Linked DNA regions of Mus musculus: region 1 is linked to region 2. A link is a contact called in ENCODE POLR2A ChIA-PET data. All regions are on one chromosome and are shown on one strand. Each heading gives the region's core, a stretch centred on a gene start or an enhancer-like site at or near the end of the contact. The rest is flanking DNA. Distances are from core to core; before and after follow the strand shown. Region 1 holds the start of Parp3 (poly (ADP-ribose) polymerase family, member 3). Region 2 holds the start of Wdr82 (WD repeat domain containing 82).

Region 1 (5,051 bases), core at 721-3,220, 310 kb before region 2:
GAGGTGGTAAAGAATGGGCTGGAAAAAAATGGCTCATCGGCTAAGAACTCCTGCTGTTCTTACAGCGACCCTGGGTTCAGTCCCAGCACCCCTCAGGTGGCTCGCTCGCAACCCCCTGATGTGACAGTTCCAGGGGCTCCAATGTCCTCGGTCTCCCATGGGCATCAGCATGTACACACACACACATAAATAAATAAATAAATAAATAAATAAATACCCAAAGTGTTTAGCACAGGTCCTGGAGGCAGAAGCAGGCAATGTCTTTGAGGTTAAGGCCAGCCTGATCTATACAGGTTGTTCCAGGACAGCCATGGCTACGTGGAAAAACCTTGCCAAAAAAAAAAAAAAAAAGCTGAGCAAATTAAGGCACCACATATTCACTTTTAGAAGCAGAACTGATAGCCAGGTCTGTAATCCTGGCACTCGGGAGGCAGAAGCAGGCAGATCTCTTAAGTTCACGGCTACCCTGGCCTGTACCTATCACCTGCCGGTTTATCCTTTCTTCCTTCCACCCTGGCACACTAATACCCCAGATTTGTCTCTGGTCCCTGAACCTCTTCCCTACCGCTCCAGGACACTCCTCGTCTCTCCAGGCTCAACTTTTTAAAAGGCTTCTTCTGTTCTCACAACACATGTCTCCAAGATACACACCTGCAGACACTGACACGGCCTCTCTCCACTTGCCTGCTCACCCGTGTTCGCAACAGTGAAACAAGACCCTAATGTTAGGAAGGCTACATATGTGACAGTACAAAGCTGAAGCCTAGGATCATTCGAACCCAGGAGATCAAGGCCACCTTGGGCAAAACAACAGAGACCTCATCTCAAAAAGGTGCCCAAGGACACCAGTCGTTGTGGTACTGTGTGAAGATGGAATTAAGAACAGGAGGATGTGTTCTGTACCGTTCTCTCCTTGCCTCTCAATCAATCCAGACCTGTGCCTGCCTCCATGTCATAAAGCGAAAAAAGGTCCCAAGCTCTCCCTCCCACAGGAGCCCAGCGTCTTCCCCATAGACACATCAGAGATAAACGACGATATCTCACTGCCGGAAACTGGAGGGTAGACCCAGGATCTCGAGCCAAACACCCAGCTCTGTTGCCAGTCGCACTGAGTCTTCTAGTCACCACGAGCCTCCGTTTATCCTTCCTCCCGGTAAAAACTCACCTCTCGCTCTCAGAATCGCTGGAAATCTCTTCATTCATTTTGCCGCCACCCTTGGACTTGCCCCTGTCCGCAGCAGAGTCTACCTGGAAATCAAACGATCCTCTCTTGGTCACGAGGCCCAGGACTGAGAGAGGCAAGTAGCACCTGGCCCTGGCCAAGTAGAAGGTTTCCCAGGATTTGGTGGATAGAAGAAAAGAGATGTAGGCTTCCTTCTGACGGAGCCCTTGGCAAAGATACTTGCCCCGATGGGGGCCCTGGGATGGAACGATGGCTCTCCCAGGAGCTAGATCGGTCGCGCCCAAGAGTACACCATGCTCACCTTTCGCCGCCGCTTGCCGGCCACCGGAGCCGCCCCGGGCCCGGGAGCTGGCTTTGCCCGCTTACGAGTTGCCACGGCGGTCGACATACTGTTCAAGGTGCCGCTACCCCGAAGAACTCACATGGCTGCTAAACCCCAGCCGCATGGCAAGACCCGGAGCCCTGATAGGTTCCCACGGCGCAGCGGGCCCCACCTTCCGCAGCTCCATTGGGCCCTTGAGAAGATCCTGCCACGCCCCCAAACGTCTATTGGACCGACGCAGCTGGACACGCCTTCAAGAGCTCCTATAGGCTCCGGCGCCAGCCTGGAGTAGGAAGCAAGTCTCTCTTGCGATTTCCGGCCTGGGCCTGTGGCGCTTGCGCTCTGCTAACGCCTGACTAGCAGGGAGGGGTGGGGCCAGGAGGGCATGCGGTGCTTGCGTCTTATGGCCACAAGGTGGAGCCAGAGGTGCGGGGTTCTGTGATTTTTCCGCTGGAACAGCGATTGAAGCTAATACAACCAGACTCTAAAACTTAAGGAATGGAATTCAGGCAGCTCTGGAGAGGAGACAGCATCCGAACCCAGAGCCAAAATCACCGGGCAAATAATGGATATATGCTGTATGTGCCTAGTCAAAGCTGCATGAGGGGCCAGTCAGTCCGAGCGGCTTTGGATACGTCTACATTACTGTCATTTCATCTCTGGGACTGGCCACCAACCTCAGCCTACCCAGCCTCTGACTCACCCCACTAGCGGCCAAAAGCTGGAATTCTACACCACCCCCAAGCTCTTTCCCCTCCTCACGTGATTGCTGGGAAATCCCTACCAAAAACTAGCTGAAGGCTCACGAAGGGTCGCTAGATGGGATCCCAGACTTGGAACTTGTTTCTTAGGAGGCACATTCAGCATTCCTGATACCGGGCTGGATAACAGCCACCTCTTCCAGGGTCCTGTTTCATTTGGGTGAGTGTCCTTTGGCCCTGCCCTAGAGTCCTCTGCAGGGCAGGGAAGGGTGAGGTTAAAGTGGCTCTTGCTCTCTCTGGCACTTGAAAGCCTGAAACTTTGGCTGGCACCCCAGAACTCAGGACTGTTAGCAAAAGGCTACACCACTTGGTCCTAAGCTCTAGAGAGGTAGATCCAGCTGCAGAAGGGCAACTTATAGGGTCCTTCCCCTGTAGCTCAGATGATTCAGCCCAGCAACCTAGCCAGATGACTGACAGGAGGAGGAAATGTTCTAGAAGGGGAAGGGCCCCAGCGTGGGTGGGGTGAGCCGGCTTTCACTTTTTCTGCTGCCTCGGGGAACACCTCGAGCCAACTGCTTCCTAACTCCAGGGTGGGCAGAACTGACGGGCTCTAAGCTTCTGCATCTCTGAGGTACAAAGTGCAGGTTTGGAGATGGGGATATGTAAACCAAGGAGTAGGAGGCCAGCCTCCTAAAGGGCAAATCTGAACGCTCCCTACCTCTTGCCCCAGGAGAACCATGGCTCCAAAACGAAAGGCCTCTGTGCAGACTGAGGGCTCCAAGAAGCGGCGACAAGGGACAGAGGAGGAGGACAGCTTCCGGTCCACTGCCGAGGCTCTCAGAGCAGCACCTGCTGATAATCGGGTCATCCGTGTGGACCCCTCATGTCCATTCAGCCGGAACCCCGGGATACAGGTGAGCTGAAGCCATGTTCAGACCGCAGCCTTTTTGTTTGTTTGTTTTTGTTTGCTTGTTTTGTTGTGTTGTTGTTTTTCAAGACAGGGTTTCTCTGTATGGCCCTGGCTGTCCTGGAACTCATTTTGTAGACCAGGCTGGCCTCTGGCCTCGAATTCAGAAATCCGCCTGTCTCTGTCTCCCAAGTGCTGGGATTAAAGGCGTGGGCCACCACCGCCTGGCAGACCACAGCCTTCTTTCTCCTCCTTGGGTTCTCTGTTCTAGCCAGGGATTGCGTACCTGTCTTCTGAAGACTGCCAAGGTGGGCTGTTATTCCATTGGGTCAAGGTGTACCATGTCTGACCATCAGACACTAGGGTGCATCACACTCAAGGAAGGGGCCTGACTCAATTTCCCCCGGGACCCTCTTCCGTGTTCCCTCAAACTGAGCCCTCAGGGCAGAGCCAGGTCTTTTTTCAGATTCCCCCACCCAGGAAGCAGCTGCATCCTCTCCAAATTCCCAAGCCCACAGCAGGGCTTCATCACATCCAGTCAGACTGTGACCCTGCCCCCCAAGGGCAGAGACACCCAAGTGCCAAAGACAAGGCCCCCCCCATGATGTTCCCTGGTGTACACACCCAGCCCACGCCCCACGGACTCACCCTACACAGGTCCACGAGGACTATGACTGTACCCTGAACCAGACCAACATCGGCAACAACAACAACAAGTTCTATATTATCCAACTGCTGGAGGAGGGTAGTCGCTTCTTCTGCTGGAATCGCTGGGGCCGCGTGGTGAGCGAGCCATCGCCCGGGCTGCCCTCCCCCATCCCCCCTCCCCCCCTTGGGCATCCAAAGAGCTGGCTTCGTCTGCAGCTGTTTGGAGGGCCCAGCCCAGAGACCAGCAAATCTTGCTGGTGGACACACCCCTGAAAGTTGTCCCTTGCAGGGAGAGGTGGGCCAGAGCAAGATGAACCACTTCACCTGCCTGGAAGATGCAAAGAAGGACTTTAAGAAGAAATTTTGGGAGAAGACTAAAAACAAATGGGAGGAGCGGGACCGTTTTGTGGCCCAGCCCAACAAGTACACACTTATAGAAGTCCAGGGAGAAGCAGAGAGCCAAGAGGCTGTAGTGAAGGTGATGGGGCAGCAGGGGGCAGCAGGGGGTAGAGGGGAGGGACTGCCTGCCAGCCCATCCTCCAGTCCCATCCTCCCTCTCTGGTCTCAGCCGAGGCCCTGCTCCCTGTGTGGGCATTCTGCCTAATGGCTGCTGCCCGAGCAGGCCTTATCTCCCCAGGTGTACAGCGGCCCTGTGAGGACCGTGGTCAAGCCCTGCTCCCTAGACCCTGCCACCCAGAACCTTATCACCAACATCTTCAGCAAAGAGATGTTCAAGAATGCAATGACCCTCATGAACCTGGGTGAGGAGGAGCTCTCTGCAGGGTGGCAGCTACCCCTGACCCCCACCCCCACCCCCACCCCCACCCCTGATCTCAGGGGCTACAGGGCTCAGCTCGTCCCTTCATCCCCCAGATGTGAAGAAGATGCCCTTGGGAAAGCTGACCAAGCAGCAGATTGCCCGTGGCTTCGAGGCCTTGGAAGCTCTAGAGGAGGCCATGAAAAACCCCACAGGGGATGGCCAGAGCCTGGAAGAGCTCTCCTCCTGCTTCTACACTGTCATCCCACACAACTTCGGCCGCAGCCGACCCCCGCCCATCAACTCCCCTGATGTGCTTCAGGCCAAGAAGGACATGCTGCTGGTGAGGGCTGGCCAGCCCAGAGAATACCAGGCAGCCTGGGCAAAGAGGAGAGGGGCACATGGCCACGTGGTCCAGAGGGACAGGCTGAGAGCCAAGAGAGGAGAGAGCTGGACAGAGAGATGGGGAGGAGATGGAATAGGCAGTGGGGTGTCTGTCACATGGGAGGGGCTGGGGCAGAAGTGGAAGCCCA
Region 2 (5,169 bases), core at 704-3,203:
TCAAATTACTTGTAGTTCCAAACAGAATCAAATAGTCAGACCAGTGTATGATAATAATCAATACACAAATATGAACATCAATTCAAATAACTATTTGTCCAGTTAGTAATTTTCTCTTCCCCAGGATCACCACTGTAGGAAACTCTCCCACATACAGCAAGCTCAAGTCCAACGACAGTTACGTAATACTTTGTTGGAGCTCCAGCGAGGAAACCCATCAAGGACAATATCATATACAGCTCATTCTACAATAGCTTTACTTTAGATAAACTCAGAGACAAGTTCCAAAAGAAAACTATTATTTGAAAAAAATAATAAACAAAGAGAACAGCTGCAAAAAGGAGAGAAAAAGCCAAGGATTCAAAAACAGGTAACTTTAACATAATGTCGAAAACAGTAGCTATTAAACTAAACACCTCCTGCTTAGGAAGGAAGCTGAAGTTGACAAAGGGAATCAAATTTAGCCTAAACTAGTTTCTGCTACAAAAGAGGTCACTGCTTACTTATCGAGGATTTGAACTTCCAGAGATGAGACAGGCAATGTCTTCCTCACACCCAGGCTATGAAAACGGCAAAGATACACAAGTTCTCCAACTAACATAATTTCCATAACCAGTTCCAGAATTCCAAAACTTTGATAACTATAAGCAAACCACAATCTGGCGGTTATTGTTTTTTGTTTTTTAACTGTTTTGAGTCAGGGTCTCTCTGCTATGAAGTCCAGAACTCAGGGTCTGACTGCCTCTATCGCCCAAATGCTGAGATTACTGGCTAAGCGGCCAAACTTGGGTTTTTTTTGTAATGCAAAAGGAAACACTAAATTGTTCCGGAATGCTTTCTTTGTTTTAAAGAGAGCTCACATTCTGACCAGAATGGGGCGGCCAAGTTCTCAGGAGTCTGGCAAAGAAAAGTTTCCAAGAGTCTGTTTAGTAAGTTAACTGTAAGCCTGGGTATTGGTACTGGGAAAGGACAGCAAGCTCACATGGGCACAATCGATAAATCCTGACAGCTTAAAAACTGCATCCCGCGGGGCTTGATTGCAGAAAAGCCGCGCGGGAAGCTGAGGGGTAGGGGGCGGGCACCGTGCCAGGGCTGAATCCAGGTCACTGCTGTGAAGGCAGAGAGCTGGACGCCACTGATGGACAGAACACAGCTCCTGCCGTTCTGCATCGAGCTCAGAGTCCACCCGCACATTCTGACAGTCGCCAGGGGAGTGGAAAGGGCTATCCGTCCGGCTGCAGGGTGCAGGGACATGGCGTTTAAAGGTCAAGGTCAAGGTGGGGTTTGGCAAGCGGGAAAAGCGCGCTCGGAAGAGAGCAAAGACACATGAACTAAGAACCATCATCATCTTAAAGAGGATCTCCTGCAGCACTGCGGGATGGAGGTGGCCCTGGCAAGAGCGCCTGCACCACATGCCTGGGGTTGGGGGTGGGGGCTCAGTCGGGGACCAGCGACAGAGGGAAGGAGAGGGGCACTTGGAACTCGGCCACTATCACACTCACTTGCCCTCCTGGCAGTCATAGAGCACGATGGAGTCATCATCGCTGCTAGAGATGACCGTCTCGCCATTGGGACTAAAGTCAAAGCAGTTGATCTTGTCTGAGTTCTCGCGGAACACCTTGGCGACGCGGAAGCTCCGGAGCACGCTGTCGGTCAGCTTCATGGCGGCGGCGGCTGCTGCTGCTGAAGGCAGCGGCGGCGCAGGGCCGGGGCGGGGCCGAGAGGCGAGCGATCGGGCGGGCTGCTCAGGGCCAACCCCGGCGGTGCGGGCGCCGCGCTGGAGACGAACCGAAGGACGGCTGACAGTGGGGCTGCCGCGTCCTCTTCCTCAGGCGACGCTCTCTCGCCCGGACGACGGGACCTCGCTGACCGTTCTTCTCCGGAGTCAATTCAGGGCCAACCGGCGCTCCGCCGGCTCATTGTGTCCGCCATCTTGAAGGGAGAAGCAAAATCAGAGGGCGAGGAGCTTGTGTCGCGGCGGACGCCGGGAAAGGGGGCGGGGAGGGAACGGAGGCGCGAGCTGGGGGAGGGGGGGCGGGACGATGACGTCAGCGGGGCGGCCTCCCGTTGCTGAGGCCCCGGAGCTGGAGCCCGCGGTTCTGGGGTGTGAACCTGCGGGCGTGGAGCATCTAAACCCTCTCTCTCGAGGGCAGGACTTGAGGTCGCCTCGGGGCTAGTGCCTTTGTGGGTGCTCTCAAGCCCCGGGGAGACGCTGGTGTCTCTGAGGCCGCAGGACCTGGCGGAGAGGCCTGCTCGTGTGTGGGTGTGAATCAGGTGAACCCATCACCGACTGACTTAACCACTGCACGGCCGAGCCAGGAGGCTTCGATTTGTTAGTTGAGTGATGTACAACATACACTTGCACGAAGTTTTAAGTGGCATTTTCAACTGGGTTTATATTAAACTTCAGAAGCTTGGAACTTCTTTTAAAATTTAATGAGAGTCGAAGCGCATGAAGATCCCTAACTTCTAGTGCGGGAGGAGGGGGAACCTTAGGAAGGGACATTTCACTCACTGGCAGGTGATTGCAAAGGCATGACAACCAGAGTCCCTTATAACCTGGGTTGACAAACGACGAAATGGAACACGAGAAAAAAATGGAGCCTTCTTGAAAAATGTGCGGGGGGGTTGCATCTCAGGTTCTTAGGTTAAAGAAAAAAGGTAGCTAGATAGAACTGGAAGTGGTTGGCTGAGGGAAAACGACAAGATTGTAAGTTTGTACTGCAGTTGTCTCCTGACAAAGGGCAGAGTTCCTGGCTACAATCTGTTCCGGGGTGTGAGGAAGGGAAGGAACCAGTTTGAGTGAAACCTGAATGGATGGCAACTTTCCAAATTGCAAATCTGTTCTAGAAAAACCTTCCACAGGTGGTTGCACTCAATCCCCAGTGATTGCCTTTGAGTTTAGGTGATCCAGGTGATCCAGGCTGCTATGGAGCTTGAGATAGCAAGGACAGATCTGGTGCCATGTGCCCGACTTGCTGTGGGAACTGAAGTTTTCTGAAGAGCATCTACAATAAAGATCCTGCAGACTGGCTGACTACAACATCGCAATTGTGGAGACATCAAATGTAGGCAAAGGATCTGGAACTATTTTAGGCCTCTTTAAAAACTAGTGTGTGTGTGTGTCTGTGAGTGCGTGCACACATGCTTTTACCTTCTGAGCCTTCTAAGGTGGCCTTGCTTTAGACTTTAAATAGCCATTTACTCTAACTTCCAACATTCTCCTAATAAATTTCTCGAGAGACATCATTCAGTTTAGCTTCATTCACCCTAAAGCTAAGATGGCTGTAACATCACCTGAAATCTATAATTTCCCTACTATACAGCTTTGCTGTGTGGCCCATCTACTTGATATTTTCACAAATATAATTGATCAACATACTGAATTTGTTTTGGGGGGGTGCTGTTCTGTGACTACAAATTTGTGTAATTTCTTCTAGGTAGAACCTGTTATTAAGGGTAAATTGACTCCTAATTCCTGGGCAAAGCTGTTCTTTTATATCAGCATTTGGGAAGCAAATATACCCAGGAGATGCCAGTGTATGTGTGTGTGTGTGTTTGGAGGGGTCTGTTTTAACATACAAATTTGACTGTAACAACAGTCTTAATTTACCAAAATGTTCTCTACCAAAAAAAAAAAAAAAAAAAAAAGCCTTGAAAGGTATCTTTCAAAACTATACCCTGGGGCTGGTGAGATGGCTCAGTTGGTAAGAGCACCCAACTGCTCTTCTGAAGGTCCAAAGTTCAAATCCCAGCAACCACATGGTGGCTCACAACCATCCGTAATGAGATCTGACTCCCTCTTCTGGAGTGTCTGAAAACAACTACAGTGTACTTACATATAGTAAAAATAAATAAATGTTTAAAACAAACAAAAAACTATACCCTGTACCTTCTTTAGACTTCACTGTTAAAGCTCCCTCCCAAGATTTAGCATCCTGTTTTTTTTTTTTTTTTTTTTTTAAAGATTTATTTATTTATTGTATGTAAGTACACTGTAGCTGTCTTCAGACACTCCAGAAGAGGGAGTCAGATCTCGTTACAGATGGTTGTTAGCCACCATGTGGTTGCTGGGATTTGAACTCCAGACCTTTGGAAGAGCAGTCGGGTGCTCTTACCCACTGAGCCATCTCACCAGCCCGCATCCTGTTTTTAAAATGGAAAAAAAAAAGTAATTTTTTTCATATTTTTCGATGGTCACTTGGATTCACTTGCTGGTTCGGCTCCCTGATCTGCTATAGTGGGCTTGCCTGGCTTCTAGTCCAGTATTATCACTGCCTTAAAGGATAGACTTTGAAAGTGACCCAAAATGGTTAGCTAGTTCCAGGGCAGAGGGAAAGCTGGAGTTAGGAGTGGACTGTGTCACTTAAAAAAACAAAACAAAACAAAAACCAAGAAAACAAAACAAAACAAAAAAAAAACGCTCCAGGTTTTGTGTGGTGGCTCCCACTTCTCATACTAGGGAGGTGGGAGCCAGCCAGGGCTGTAGAGTGGGCTTTGTTTTTGCTTTTAAAGATGACATAAACAGGATGGATCAGGGGTTAAGAGCCTCAACTGTTCTTCTAGAGGTCCTGAGTTCAATTCCCAGCAACCTCATGGTGACTCACAACCATCTGTAACAGGATCCAATGCCCTCTTCTGGTGTGTCTGAAGACATTGACAGTGTACTCACATACATAAAATAAATACTTTTTTTTTTTTTTTTTTTTAAGGTGAAACAAGCCAAGATCAGCACTGGGTGTAGTAGAATACACACGGAATCCCAGCACTCAGCAACTAGACAGGACTCTCTGGAGAACAATCTATGATCCATAATAAGACTACTTAAAAAAAAAATCTAAAAAGCAAACAAAACAGAAAAGGGACTAAGCACATGGCCTGTTGCCCAGGTGCCCAGGTCCAGCCTCCAGAGACACGTGCCACCTCTCCATTTTTTTTTTCTTACAAATTCTAATTGAGGTACACTCTGAGCTAAAGTGCCCAGCAGGGCTTCCTTAGAGCCTTGGGATAATTAGAGTCAGGTGGCTTCTTTAGGCCTTTTAAAAGAGGGTGTGTGTGTGTGTGTGTGTGTGTGTGTGTGTGTGTGTGTAAAGAGTAACTGCACCTGAAGAAAGCTGGGATGTTAAAACACAATGAACCCAGTGGTGACTTTGTGTAGACTGTTTCAGA

What was found. ChIA-PET counts read pairs that join two places held with the same protein, here RNA polymerase II (POLR2A).
Region 1: POLR2A ChIA-PET joins it to region 2 with 16 read pairs in embryonic stem cell. The contact joins the promoter of Parp3 here to the promoter of Wdr82 in region 2. POLR2A ChIA-PET finds 5 or more read pairs at or near these places in 4 of 5 experiments (Patski and embryonic stem cell).

The regions. Positions count from the first base shown.
Region 1 is chr9:106,473,868-106,478,918 of GRCm38, reverse strand. It overlaps Parp3 (poly (ADP-ribose) polymerase family, member 3), which reads left to right and starts at 1,970. Exons shown (of 11, transcript NM_145619.3): 1 at 1,970-2,426; 2 at 2,937-3,120; 3 at 3,771-3,896; 4 at 4,051-4,239; 5 at 4,399-4,522; 6 at 4,635-4,861. The coding sequence starts at 2,944. It overlaps Rrp9 (RRP9, small subunit (SSU) processome component, homolog (yeast)), which reads right to left and starts at 1,610. Exons shown (of 15, transcript NM_145620.4): 1 at 1,485-1,610; 2 at 1,166-1,248. The coding sequence starts at 1,571.
Region 2 is chr9:106,167,713-106,172,881 of GRCm38, reverse strand. Wdr82 (WD repeat domain containing 82) reads right to left here and starts at 1,953. Exons shown (of 9, transcript NM_029896.1): 1 at 1,503-1,953. The coding sequence starts at 1,663.